3 separate regions of the Homo sapiens genome follow, and regions 1 and 3 are each linked to region 2. Evidence: chromatin contacts called from ENCODE Hi-C or POLR2A ChIA-PET data. All regions are on one chromosome and are shown on one strand. Each heading gives the region's core, a stretch centred on a gene start or an enhancer-like site at or near the end of the contact. The rest is flanking DNA. Distances are from core to core; before and after follow the strand shown. Region 1 holds the start of DUSP7 (dual specificity phosphatase 7). Region 2 holds the start of HEMK1 (HemK methyltransferase 1, mitochondrial release factors N(5)-glutamine). Region 3 holds the start of PARP3 (poly(ADP-ribose) polymerase family member 3).

Evidence for each region. Hi-C counts contacts between places; a loop is a spot of excess contacts on that map. ChIA-PET counts read pairs that join two places held with the same protein, here RNA polymerase II (POLR2A). Pooled maps may share reads with other maps.
Region 1: a map of CD8-positive, alpha-beta T cell shows a loop between it and region 2 (29-fold over the local background). The contact joins the promoter of DUSP7 here to the promoter of HEMK1 in region 2. A Hi-C loop is called at or near these places in 2 of 168 maps with a recorded cell type or tissue (CD8-positive, alpha-beta T cell and naive thymus-derived CD4-positive, alpha-beta T cell), 1 of 37 single-sample maps with no recorded cell type and 13 of 50 pooled maps. POLR2A ChIA-PET finds 5 or more read pairs at or near these places in 1 of 52 experiments (activated CD4-positive, alpha-beta T cell).
Region 3: a map with no recorded cell type shows a loop between it and region 2 (27-fold over the local background). The contact joins the promoter of PARP3 here to the promoter of HEMK1 in region 2. A Hi-C loop is called at or near these places in 5 of 37 single-sample maps with no recorded cell type and 12 of 50 pooled maps. POLR2A ChIA-PET finds 5 or more read pairs at or near these places in 2 of 52 experiments (HepG2 and IMR-90).

The regions. Positions count from the first base shown.
Region 1 is chr3:52,054,295-52,058,505 of GRCh38, forward strand. It overlaps DUSP7 (dual specificity phosphatase 7), which reads right to left and starts at 2,277. Exons shown (of 3, transcript NM_001947.4): 1 at 1,556-2,277; 2 at 1-80. The coding sequence starts at 2,072. RefSeq lists silencers at 788-857, 1,568-1,617, 1,938-1,997, 2,198-2,577, 2,978-3,337.
Region 2 is chr3:50,566,660-50,571,035 of GRCh38, forward strand. HEMK1 (HemK methyltransferase 1, mitochondrial release factors N(5)-glutamine) reads left to right here and starts at 2,863. Exons shown (of 11, transcript NM_016173.5): 1 at 2,863-2,915; 2 at 4,272-4,376. It overlaps C3orf18 (chromosome 3 open reading frame 18), which reads right to left and starts at 1,088. Exons shown (of 6, transcript NM_016210.5): 1 at 804-1,088. RefSeq lists a silencer at 720-1,229 and an enhancer at 2,668-2,787.
Region 3 is chr3:51,941,113-51,943,842 of GRCh38, forward strand. PARP3 (poly(ADP-ribose) polymerase family member 3) reads left to right here and starts at 1,251. Exons shown (of 11, transcript NM_001003931.4): 1 at 1,251-1,596; 2 at 2,242-2,426. The coding sequence starts at 2,244. It overlaps RRP9 (ribosomal RNA processing 9, U3 small nucleolar RNA binding protein), which reads right to left and starts at 792. Exons shown (of 15, transcript NM_004704.5): 1 at 669-792; 2 at 297-379. The coding sequence starts at 755. RefSeq lists enhancers at 154-802, 927-1,256.

The DNA of each region.
Region 1 (4,211 bases), core at 1,027-3,526, 1.5 Mb after region 2:
CGAGCTGCTCGGCGAGGAAGAGCTGTCCACGTTGGTCTCGCAGTGCTCAGAGTACTCTGTTTGAAACTTGTTGAAACCACCTGTGTCCAGGGTGAGACAGGGCCTGGGTGAGAGGCTGGTGAGAGCCCAGATGGGCTGCACAAGACCAGAGATGGCCAGGACTCTGCACGCCAAACACCACAGCACCCACGGTCAGCATGGGCCATGCCAAGCATGTTACACGTGTGCCCTCTCTCGTGTTCTCTCCATCTAAACCATGACCACTTCACAGATAAGGAAACTGAGGCCCCAGAAGGTGAAGTGACGTGCCTGGACTCCAAACTGGTACCCATAACACTTCGGGGCCCCCAGCCATGGCACCAGCTTTAGGGCACTTGAGGACAGGCCCCAGCTAATTCCTCTTCTGCAGCTCCCACGCACACCTAGCACCCATGGGTGTTCAGTAACAGCTAAGTGGTAAAGAAAAGCAGACAACCCCATCTTAGCCAGCACCTCTGGGTTGGCAAACTCCTCTTATAGATGAGACCACAGGTGCCAGAGCCACATCTGGCTCAGTTAGAGGCAGAGAGGTCCTGGGCTTCCTGAACGGGAGTCTAGTGGTTGCCCAGCCCCGAAACTACAGCTGGGGAGGGTAGTGGGAAGGTACTGGCTGGCCCCTTCCCCCAGCAGGGGCAGGTTTTTGAAGGGGGTCCTGGCTCCACTTCTCTAGAACCCTCCCTTAGAACACAAGCCCCACCCCCAGCCTTGGACCTGCAGCGGGGGAGGGCCACTGGGGCGATACAGGGACAGGAGAAATGGGGAGCCCCTTGCAGCGAGGCATGGGCCCTGCGCCCGAGGGTGCCGCAGGCCTCCCCTCCCCTCCCGCCCGCCCCGCTGCCAGCAAGAGGCCATTTTGGAATGTTAATTGGAAACACCGGCCTCAGCCACTCGCCCCCCGGTGCTACCTCTCCCTTCTGCAAGCTCCGGGGCAGCAGGCTAGGGACCTGGGGGTCCCGAGAGACCCGGGCCAGGGCAATGGAGCCTGCCCATACCCTGCCCCAAGCGCCTCCTAGAGGCGGCAATTCTCCGGTGGAAGAAGCAATTCCCGGATCCAGGAGACCCCAACCCAAATGGTCTCCATGCGCTGGAGGTGAGGATGGTGCTATGAAAGGTGCCCTTCCTGATCCTGGCCTTCCAGAAACACGAATTCTAGGCTGGACTTGGGCGCCCTGCCGCTTTTAGGGTTCTGGGAGGCGGCGCCTTCCACCTCTGAGGGGCTCCACTGGAGCCCAGGCACTACTGTCGCCCCATCAACAGGAAAAAAAAGGAAACCCCAGGCAGGGGAAAGTTTGTTCCACCCACTCGAATCGTGCCGAGAAAGGGGGCGCAGAGGGAGCCCCGCGCCTGCCAAACCACACAGTGGGGACCCGGCTCCAGGAGGGCGGATGCGGGCCGGGGACGACGTGGCGCCCAGAGGGGCAGGCCGAGCGCGTGGAGAGGAAAGCGCCTCCAAGGGGGGCGTCAGGGAGTCGCGGGGGGGCCCCGATCCCGTAAGGCGTCTCGGTGCCGCCCTCACCTTGGAGGTAGTAGGCCTGGCAGCCGTCGTCGCGCAGCTTCTGTAGGAGCAGGCCGAGCACGGAGGCGGGAGCGCCGGGCTCGGGCTGCCACTCGGCCGTGGCCTCGTCGTAGAGCAGCACGGTGGCCGCCTTGCAGCGCGTGGCGAAGCGCTCCTTGTCGGCGTGGTTGGGGATGATGGAGCGGATGGGCAGGTTGCCCTTGCGCAGGCGGCGCAACATGAGGCCCGGGATGGCCAGGTTGATGGCCGTCTCGATGTGCGACGACTCGAAGAGCTCGTGCGGCCGGCAGTCGAGCAGCAGCAAGGACGCGCCGCCGCGCGCCTCCAGCTCCTCCTGCAGCCACTCGGCGCTCTTGCAGGGCATGGCCCCTGCCCCCGTCGCCGCGCCCGCCCCGGTGCCTGCGCCGGACCCCGACCCCGCACCGGGCTCGGACCCCGCCCGGGTGCCCCCAGCCGCCGCCGCCCCCGAAGTCGACATGTGCGCCCGCGCTGGGGGGCCGCGGAGCTGGTTTTTCATGGGGAGCGCGGGCGGCCCGGGGCCGGGGCCGGGCAGCCCTGCCCTGGGACGGCGCCCCGGCCGCGCGGGCCCCAGCCGCGTCTCCGGGCGCCCGCCTCCCGCCGAGCTGCGCGCCCGCCGCCCCGGCCTCCCGGCCTCCCGGCCTCCGTCCCGCCCGCCCGCCCGGCCCTCCGCGCGCACCGCGGCCTGACAGCCCCAATTAAACGGCGGCTCCGGCGGCCGCGCGCCGAGGCGTTCTCCGGGGGGCGGGGCCGCGGGGGCCGGCGCCCGGGCTTAAAGGCGCAGCGCCTCCACCGCCCCTCCCCACGGGGTATGCGGGCGCGCTCGCGACCCGAGCCCGGGAGACCAGCGGCGGGGCCCTCCCCCACCGCCTCCGCACCGTTGCCCCCTGGACTAGCTCGGAGCTGACTACGATCCGCCTAGGGACCCCGGCCTAGACGCCCTCATGGGTTCACTCTGCGCGTGCTCCCAAGCTCTTCTGGACACTGCGGGAAGAGAGGCCCTGGGGGCGTCCTATGCCTGGCACCCCCACCCCACATTCACAACAGCATAGTTTTCCTGGGACGGGGCGTGGTGGGGGGGATGGTCAAGCTGAGCAACCTCTCCTCCTCCCGCCTGTCATCCCATTCATTTTTTCTGTCATCGAGTTCATTCAACAAATGAGAACTGAACGCCTACTACGTGCCAGGCACTGTGCTAGGCGGTCACCGTTTCAGAGGACCTCATCGTTCCCCTGACGGTCACAGGCTCCAGACCTGAGGGAGAGCGTCTCACGCCAGCAGGCCTGATGGGAAATCAGGACCTGGGCAACTGGCGGGGTAGGAAGACTCAGGGCCGTGCCACCTTCCGTGGGCAGGTGTGGAGAAATCCTAGAAAGGACCAGCTTTGGGAAGGGATCGCGAGCCCTTTAAGAAAGCTTTACAAGCGGGGTGGTGACAGGCGCCCAGTGAAGCGCCACGTGACTTTTTCCACGGGGCCGGTGGGAGGGGAATGCTCCTTTATAATCAGCTTTCCTTCCCCTGCCTCCCTCTCAACGGACCAATCAACTTCCGCGGTAGGCGGGCGCCTGCCATGCAGATGGCCAATCCTGGCCGAAAGAGGCGGTGGCGGAGGGAGGCGGGGCCCGCCGCGGTTTCCACCCAGGGCGGGGAAGTGGGCGGGGCCTCCGCCCGCCCTGTGTGTCGATTTGCAGGCAGGCGGGGCAGCGGAGGTGAATGGACCCGCAGGTAGCGCTAGAACAAAGCGGCTAGACGCAGGCGGCGCGCTTGCGTAGGACCTGCAGTGCTTTCCCTACGGAGCCAGGGTGGCAGCTTGAGGCTGGACCCTGCCGTCTATCTGGTCCATTCTTTTGCCTGGCGGGGTGCCCCTCCTTGGGGCTTAACCCCCCGACTCCGCCCGAGGCTGGTCGGCTCTGAGACACCTTGCCCCCATCCCTGACTGGGGGAGCGGTGGTGCTTGAGGGACGGCCTCTGGAACCCCGAGGATTTGAGCTTTCCGCTAACCTCTGACCAGAAGGCACGAAAAGGGGTGACTCAGGAGCAGTCCCCGCCTGTCTTTCAAGCGAGGGATAGTCTTTCGGAAGAGTTTCATCCTGGGCCACAGGGCTGTATCCCAAAGGAGCAGGGGTCTCTCCCACAGTCACATTCTCAGAGTGTGAAAGGAGAAGCAACTCTCCGCCCAAGGTTGTCCTGGGGGTCCTGGGCCTGTGGAAAGAGCTTCCAGGGCCCAAGATGCCAAGACCCAGATTCTGTCCTGCCACTTGCAGGTGTGTCCTGTGACCTTAGTATGGTTCTTCCCTCTGGGCCTTGGGTCTCCCAGTGTAGGAGAGTGCTAGTGTGGACTGAGCCCAATCCGTCTATGAATCCATCCGGCTGGGAGGACGTGGTCTGAGGACAGGCCTCTCGGCTGGCAGGCTGGATGCTGCTTGTCAGGGATGGAGGCAGCACTCAAAAAAGAGGCCTGAGCAAACTCCCAGGGGAGGGTGAGCTGCTGAGCAGTGCACCATTCACTCAGCAAGCCTTGCTGAGGGCCTCCTGAGTACCAGCCTGCCTGGAGCCGGAGTGACAACAGTGGAGCCTCCATCCTCCACTCAGGCCTGGCTACCTCTCCCCTCTGCTCCACCATGGGGTTGGATGCCGG
Region 2 (4,376 bases), core at 1,613-4,112:
CTCTGGTTCTCTGGCGGGGCTTCTCCGCAGGCTCTCGGGGACATTGGACTGCCCTCCCCACCCACCAACAATAGAGGGGCTGCTAGGGTCAAGGAGAAAGGCGAGGCAGGAATGGAGCTCCCAGTGTGGGTGCCTTCTCTTCCTTTACCCTCCTCCCCTGGAAGCAGAGGGTGAGAGATTTGCCCAGTGCAGAGGGCCCTGGTTAAGGTGGGGTGGGAAGAGGTGCCAGCCAAGCTGCAGATGGGACGGCCTAGGGAGAGGAGGGATACCTAGCTCGTGGGTGCATACATCCCCCTGTGCTGGTTCATGGGCATTAGTGGGGTTGCCTCCCTGTGCAGATGCATGGGCGTGTGTGAGATGTGTAAACACCTCTGATGGTCCCTGAGGAAGGGGCAAGGCTGGCAGAGGGTTATGGGGTAGAAAGGCTCATCCCTCTTTGCCTTCTCCCTCCAGCTAGGCTGGGCACATCTGGGCACATAGGAAGTCCCGGGTTCTTTTCTTGGCTTTGCAACTGATCCCGGGCGTGACCTTGGGCCAAACCCTTAACTCGTGCCCTGGGGCTCTGTTAACATCGCCTCCCAAAGGAGAGAAGAGGCCCTACTGACCACTTTCCAGGCCTGCCTCAGGGTCCAAAGGGGAAGGGAAGGAAACCGGGGTAAAAGGGGTCGGCACCGCGACCTTCGAGAACCCGCATGCTGTTCTCCACCAGGTCTCTCAGTCCTCCCTGCCCCAATCCCCATGCCCGCCTCCGCGACCCTGTGATGCCTCCCTTCTTGCACAGGAGCAGTGACCTCAGCACTTACTTAATCCTCTCCCGGCGCCGAGCTCAGTTGGAGAGGCTAGGGGTGGTAGTGACTGGCAGGAGGCCGGGGCGGGGGGAACCCCCAAGCCCGGCGTCTGGGGCTGCGGGTCCGACCCGAGATCCGCCCTCCCTGCAAGCCCCGAGCCGCTGGCCAGGCCCGCTACTGCGCACCAGCCGCATCCGCGAGCGCTGGCTCTGCCGGCCTGAGCTAGGGTGGGTAGGGCCGGGACCCACGGCGGAGGTGGGGCCGGGCCGAGCAGCCTCGGGGGATCCCCGAAGCTACAGCGCCTTGCCTCCCTGCACGCTCCGCGCCCCCGGCCTCCGATTGGCTGTCGGGCCTAGAGCCCGCCCAGAATTGGACCGTTCGCTTGTCGCTCGGGTCTGGCTCCACCCCCAGAGGGAGCCTAGAACCTGGTCGCAGTTTTTAGAGACTACCCTCACCCCGTGGCCTGCGCCGAAGTTGGGCGGAGGACAGTGGGTGGCCAGGCCCTTCCGGGCCAGAACTCGGGACCCCTGCCAGCTACCCGTGCCAGGACAGACTCAAGCCCCCAAAACGCGGATGGATGTACAGAGGAGACTTGGGGAGAGCACTGGACTGGGAGTCCTTGGGCCTGCACTGAACTCTGGCTGACTTTGTGACCTTGAAGAAACTGCTTTTCCCTTCCTGAACCTTGGCTTTCTACTCAGACGGGTCCTCTGGTGTGAGGGTTCTAGACGAAGATGGGGAATCTTCGTCTACAGAAGTTGAGAGTGGGGTGGATTTATTATTGGGCACCCCGACCCAGGCAAGTCTACATATACCCTCACAATAGCTTCCATCCACGGCATGATCAGCTCAGGGAAGGAGCCCTCAGATACTCCTGATCCGCCGGTTTTCAAAGTAGTTTATGGGAGTCACCGGGTAGCCTGGTACAAATGCAAACGCCCCTGTGTCTCCCGGTCTGGGAAGGAGGCAGGGAAACAGCATGTTTAATAGCAGTTTAAGGCCGGGCGTGGTGGCTCACTCCTGTAATCCCAGCACTTTGAGAGGCCGAGGCGATGGATCACCTGAAGTCAGGAGTTCGAGACCAGCCTGACCAACATGGTGAAACCCTGTCTCTATTAAAAATACAGAATTAGCCGGTCGTGTTGGCTCACGCCTGTAATCCCAGCTACTTGGGAGGCTGAGGCAGGAGAATGGCTTGAACCCGGAGGCCGAGGTTGCAGTGAGCAGAGATCGCGCCATTGTACTTCAGCCTGCGCAACAAGAGCAAAACTCCGTCTCAAAAAAAAAAAAAAAAAAAAAGAAAAAAAGAAAAAAAAAGTAGTTAACAGTGTTCTAGTTAACAGTACTTTCTGGTGGGGAGATGTTGACAAGACACACTTTGCGAGACGCTGCCGAGTATTTTATAGAAGGCGCAACTGAGGTCCAGAGGTCCCAACACCTGGAGGAGTTGCCAATAGAGTCAAGATTCGAATCGGTAAAAGAGCGGCCCCTGGGGTCTGGCCGCCAGTCGGCCGACCCCCTGGTGGGCTCGGGCCACTGACCTCGGTAGGGTCACGACACTGGGACTGGACCCCAAAGTTGGACCAGCCTTCAACACTGGAACCCGCCCATGCACAGCTCCACCCGGCCCCCAGGCTAAGATAGACCACGCCCCCGGACATCTGGTCCCCGCCGGAACACCCGGGCCCTCTGGTGACACGCCCCCTTTCCGGCAGGCTACTGGGCTCCGCCCACACACCTCCCGGCCTGGTTCCTAAACGCCAGCTCGGAGCAATCCCCTTGGGCTGGAGCCAAATCCCTGCTGTGATTTTAAGGAAGACCGGCAGGTCCGGGCCCCCAAGGGTCAACCCCACACACATCCCCGCACTTTCCTGTATGCAGGCCTGCGAGCGTAGAGGGAGTGGAATTCACAGCCTCCCCACCCATCCGCAGGGGTCTCCTGGGAGGAACCCACCAGCGATAGGAACACTGAAGCTGGGCTACGGCGTCCGCCCGAGCCTTTTCTTAAAGGCGCCGACCCCGGAAGCGGGGCGTCCGAGGGAGCGCGCGACGGGCCACGCACGTCCGGGCGTCCAGTTCGGGGCAGCTTCTCCGGCTGGTGGGTGGGTGGGGCAGCCTTTCAGGCAGGTATGCATGGGAGGTGGGGATCGGAACGGGGTGTTTCGACTGCAACCGCCTGGAGACCTGGCCGGTACCATTCTCCATAGTGCAGATGGGGAAACAGGGTTGGAGAGAGGGGGCCTCATCTGGGTCGTTAACAATGCGGTGCGTAGCTGTGAGGGAGTTTACACTTCTGACTTCGGGCCTTGGCTCCTGGGACGGCGCACTGGTGCAAGAGCCGCTTCTGGAGTCTGGTGGACTCGGGTTCGTGTCTTGCCTGGGACAGTCTTTTTTTTCTTTTTTTTGAGACGGAGTCTCTCTCTGGCACCCAGGCTGGAGTGCAGTGGCATGACCGCGGCTCGCTGCAACTTCCGCCTGCTTGAACTGGGTTCAAGCAGTTCTCCTGCCTCAGCCTCCCAAGTAGCTGGGACTACAGGTGCGCGTCAGTATGCCCGGCCAATTTTTTGTATTTTTAGTAGAGACAGGGTTTCACCATGCTGGCCAGGCTGGTCTCGAACTCCTGACCTCGTGATCCGCCCACCTCGGCCTCCCAGAGTGCTGGGATTACAGGCGTGAGCCACCGTGCCCAGCTTGCCTGGGACAGTTTCTACCTGAGTGACGCTGGGCAAGTCGCTTCCCTTCTCTGACCCTACTTGTATCTGAAGATGTGGCACTTAGCAGGTGCTTAATAAACGCTAGTTTGGACTTTTATCTGGAAGCAAAGGGGACCGCTGATTTTAAACCTTCAGTTAAACTTGCTTGTGACCTCTTTAAATATACAATTGTAAATTTTTTAGTTGGTGGTTTACGCTGATGTCCCGGATTATAGGTTAAATTAGGAGGAAATTTTCAGCATGTACATCCATGACAGTACACACACAATGTCAGATTCAAAGCTCCCAATTAAAGGCAATCATCTGCCTCTTGTAACATCAGTTAAGATCATGTAACATCTGGTCCCTGCTGTGTGTTGAGCTGCCTCCCAGGCCTTGGATATTCATAGACTAATGCATTGCTTGCCATGGGTTTGGTGTGATTTTCCCCCATCTTATGGATTAAGAAAGTGAAAATCAGAAATAATGACTTGCTCAAGATCACACACGCTAGGTTAGACACAGATCTGTCCTGTCCCCACATATGTGCCCTAACCTACCACCAACCCGTTTATTAGCAGAGACTGAGCTATGGGCTCAGCCCACTCCAGCTAAAAATGTGAAGAAAACGTAAGTGGCCAAGACAAGAATGATCAAATAGGTGGGTAAGGCTCTAAATGGAGTCAAGGGGGTGTCAGAGCAAGAGCACAACTATTCTCAGGCAATGTATTGGTAGAAGGGGGGGTGTCATACAAGGCTCACCTGCTTTCCTGGTTCCTCTCACTCCCAGGGTGGCAACCAACTATATCTGAGGACCAGAGCCATTTTGGGGCACCAGAGCTTGTGACCTCTCCATCTCCACCCAGCTGGGTCCAGGGGCCACTCTCAGCACTCA
Region 3 (2,730 bases), core at 1-2,500, 1.4 Mb after region 2:
TGCAAGAAATACTTGACAGCTTTGTTCTGTTTTCCTGCAATTTCTCAATCAGTCCAGTCCCTGCCAAAACCTAAGGAGGTCTCAATGGCCTCGGATTGGGGCCCAGGGTCCTTCCCACCCAGAGACCTCGCAGAAACAAGACTTTGCAGGACCAGAAACTAAAGGAAACAGCCACGATCTCAGAGCCAAGGGACAGAGTCTTGGATTCTAGGCTCAGTTCTGTTCGGACTCACTCAGTCTTCCGTGCACCATGGGACTCAGTTTTCCCTCCCACTATGTGGAAAAGAATAGCTCACCTCTCGCTCTCAGAGTCGCTGGAGATCTCCTCATTCATCTTGCCGCCACCCTTGGATTTGCCCCTGTCCCCCGCAGAGTCGGCCTGGGAATTATACGGTCTTTTCTTTGGTCAGGGGTCCAGACCACCCTGGCATTGACCAAGGGCCCCCCCCCCTCGGTTCCCTCAGAACCCCAGGAATGGGGAAGGCGGTGGTTCCCGGGTTAAGCGAACGGCTTTCTAGGATTTGGCCCGCGGAGAGAGGGACGAAGCTGACTCCAGCAGGGGTCCAGGGCGAAGGGCTGGGGAAGGGCCGGGACCCAGGTCCCCTGGATGGGATGACGGTTGTCCCAGTAGCAGGGCTGACCGCGGCCCTCAGAAGCGCCATGCTCACCTTTCGCCGCCGCTTGCCGGCCCCCGCGCCAGCCCCGGCCCCAGAGGCCGGCTTTCCCCGCTTACGAGCAGCCGCTGTTGCCGACATGCTGCCCACCAGGCGTGTAGCAGCGGCCGCAGAACTCACGTGGCAGCTGAACCCTCCCAGCTCCCCAGCCGCCTGGCAAGACCCCGCGTATTGATAGGCTTCCACCGCCCGCCGGGCCCCGCCTCCTACTGCTCCATTGGGTCCTTCTGCAGGCTCTGCCACGCCCCCAGGCACCCATAGGATGCACGCTTGTAGCCCCGCCTCCTGAAGTTCCTAGGCTCCCGCACCAGGCTCGAGTAGGAAGCCCGCATCTCCACGGCGCTTCCGGCCTGATGCTGTGGCGCTTGCGCTCTGCTGCTGGCCCACTTCGAAGTCGGAGCAAGAGCCTTCTCTGTGTTTGCGCCCCTTGGCCGCTGGGGGGCGCCAGAGACGCGGCGCCCTTTCGCGTTCTGGAACGTGACTCCTCCCCTCCATGGGCAGCCCGGCGCTAGACCCAACGGGGATCCAAGCAGCCCCGGGGAGAGGGAGGCTGCGTCTGTATCCGGGCCCAAGGTCACCGCGCGACCGGCAGATGCGTGCTGCAGGCCCCGGCCACATGAGCAGCGCTACGGACGCGACTGCCCCGGCCTTGGATATGCCAGATCGAGTGTCCACCCGTCCGTGGGACTGGTCGCCTGACTCGGCCTGCCCCAGCCTCTGCTTCACCCCACTGGTGGCCAAATAGCCGATGTCTAATCCCCCACACAAGCTCATCCCCGGCCTCTGGCGATTGTTGGGAATTCTCTCCCTAATTCACGCCTGAGGCTCATGGAGAGTTGCTAGACCTGGGACTGCCCTGGGAGGCGCACACAACCAGGCCGGGTGGCAGCCAGGACCTCTCCCATGTCCCTGCTTTTCTTGGGTGAGTGTCCTATGGTCCTGCCCACGGCAGGGCAGGGCAAGGCCTGGTGGGACTGGCCTTTGCCCTCTATCAGTTCAAGGCCACTGATCCGGAGTTCTGGCTCCTCAGAACTCTTGAGTCCATTGGGAAGGGCTTCTACAGCTCTGGGTTCTAAGCTCCGGGAGGATAATCTGGCCCCAAGAATCCTGCCCCCAGGATCCTCTGCCCACCCTCCCCCATAGCTCGGTGACTCGGCCCGGCAACCATGCCAGGGCTGAACTAGCTGACACAGGGGGAGGAGCCCCGAAGTGGAAGAGAGAGAGCCTCCTTTCACTTTCCCTACCCCTCAGGACACACAGGTGAGCTGCAGAGGGTAGGGAGCCAGGCAGACCCTGTTGACCAGAGTGGGCAGACTGGACAGAGTCCTAACCTTGCACTTGGGACTGGGGAAAGGGGTGTTTCTGAGTGACAAAGAGCTGGGTGTGGTCTGGGGCTGGGAATGCCGTCAGAGTGGACACAGGATGCAGTGGGAGGCCACCGAAGGGCCAACCCGGGGTGGGGCAAGTTGGTGCTGTGCTGGCCCAGGGCAGGGGTGGGGACTGAGAGTGGGTCGTTGGGGATGAGGAGACCATGGAGGCCTAAGGGCCTCTCTGTGCCCCAGGACAGCCATGGCTCCAAAGCCGAAGCCCTGGGTACAGACTGAGGGCCCTGAGAAGAAGAAGGGCCGGCAGGCAGGAAGGGAGGAGGACCCCTTCCGCTCCACCGCTGAGGCCCTCAAGGCCATACCCGCAGAGAAGCGCATAATCCGCGTGGATCCAACATGTCCACTCAGCAGCAACCCCGGGACCCAGGTGAGCTGCAGTCCCCAGTCAGGCCCAGAGCCTGCCCACTGATAAGCACAAACACACCCAGGCCACCCCCTTAGGACTCTGTTCTGGTTTTGGAGCCCAAGGCCCCCAGGTAAGCGCCAGAGCAAGGCCATGTTCTCCTGACCCCAGACATCAGGGCTGTGTCCCGTCAGGTCCAGGCGGGTCACATCTGCCCTTCAGACCCCATGCAGGCCTCCTCCCACCGCACTTAGGGAAAGGCTGTGACTACATCAGTCTCCTGGGCGCTTGCCCATGTCCCCTCAGGGCAGAGCCATGTCCCTCTCAG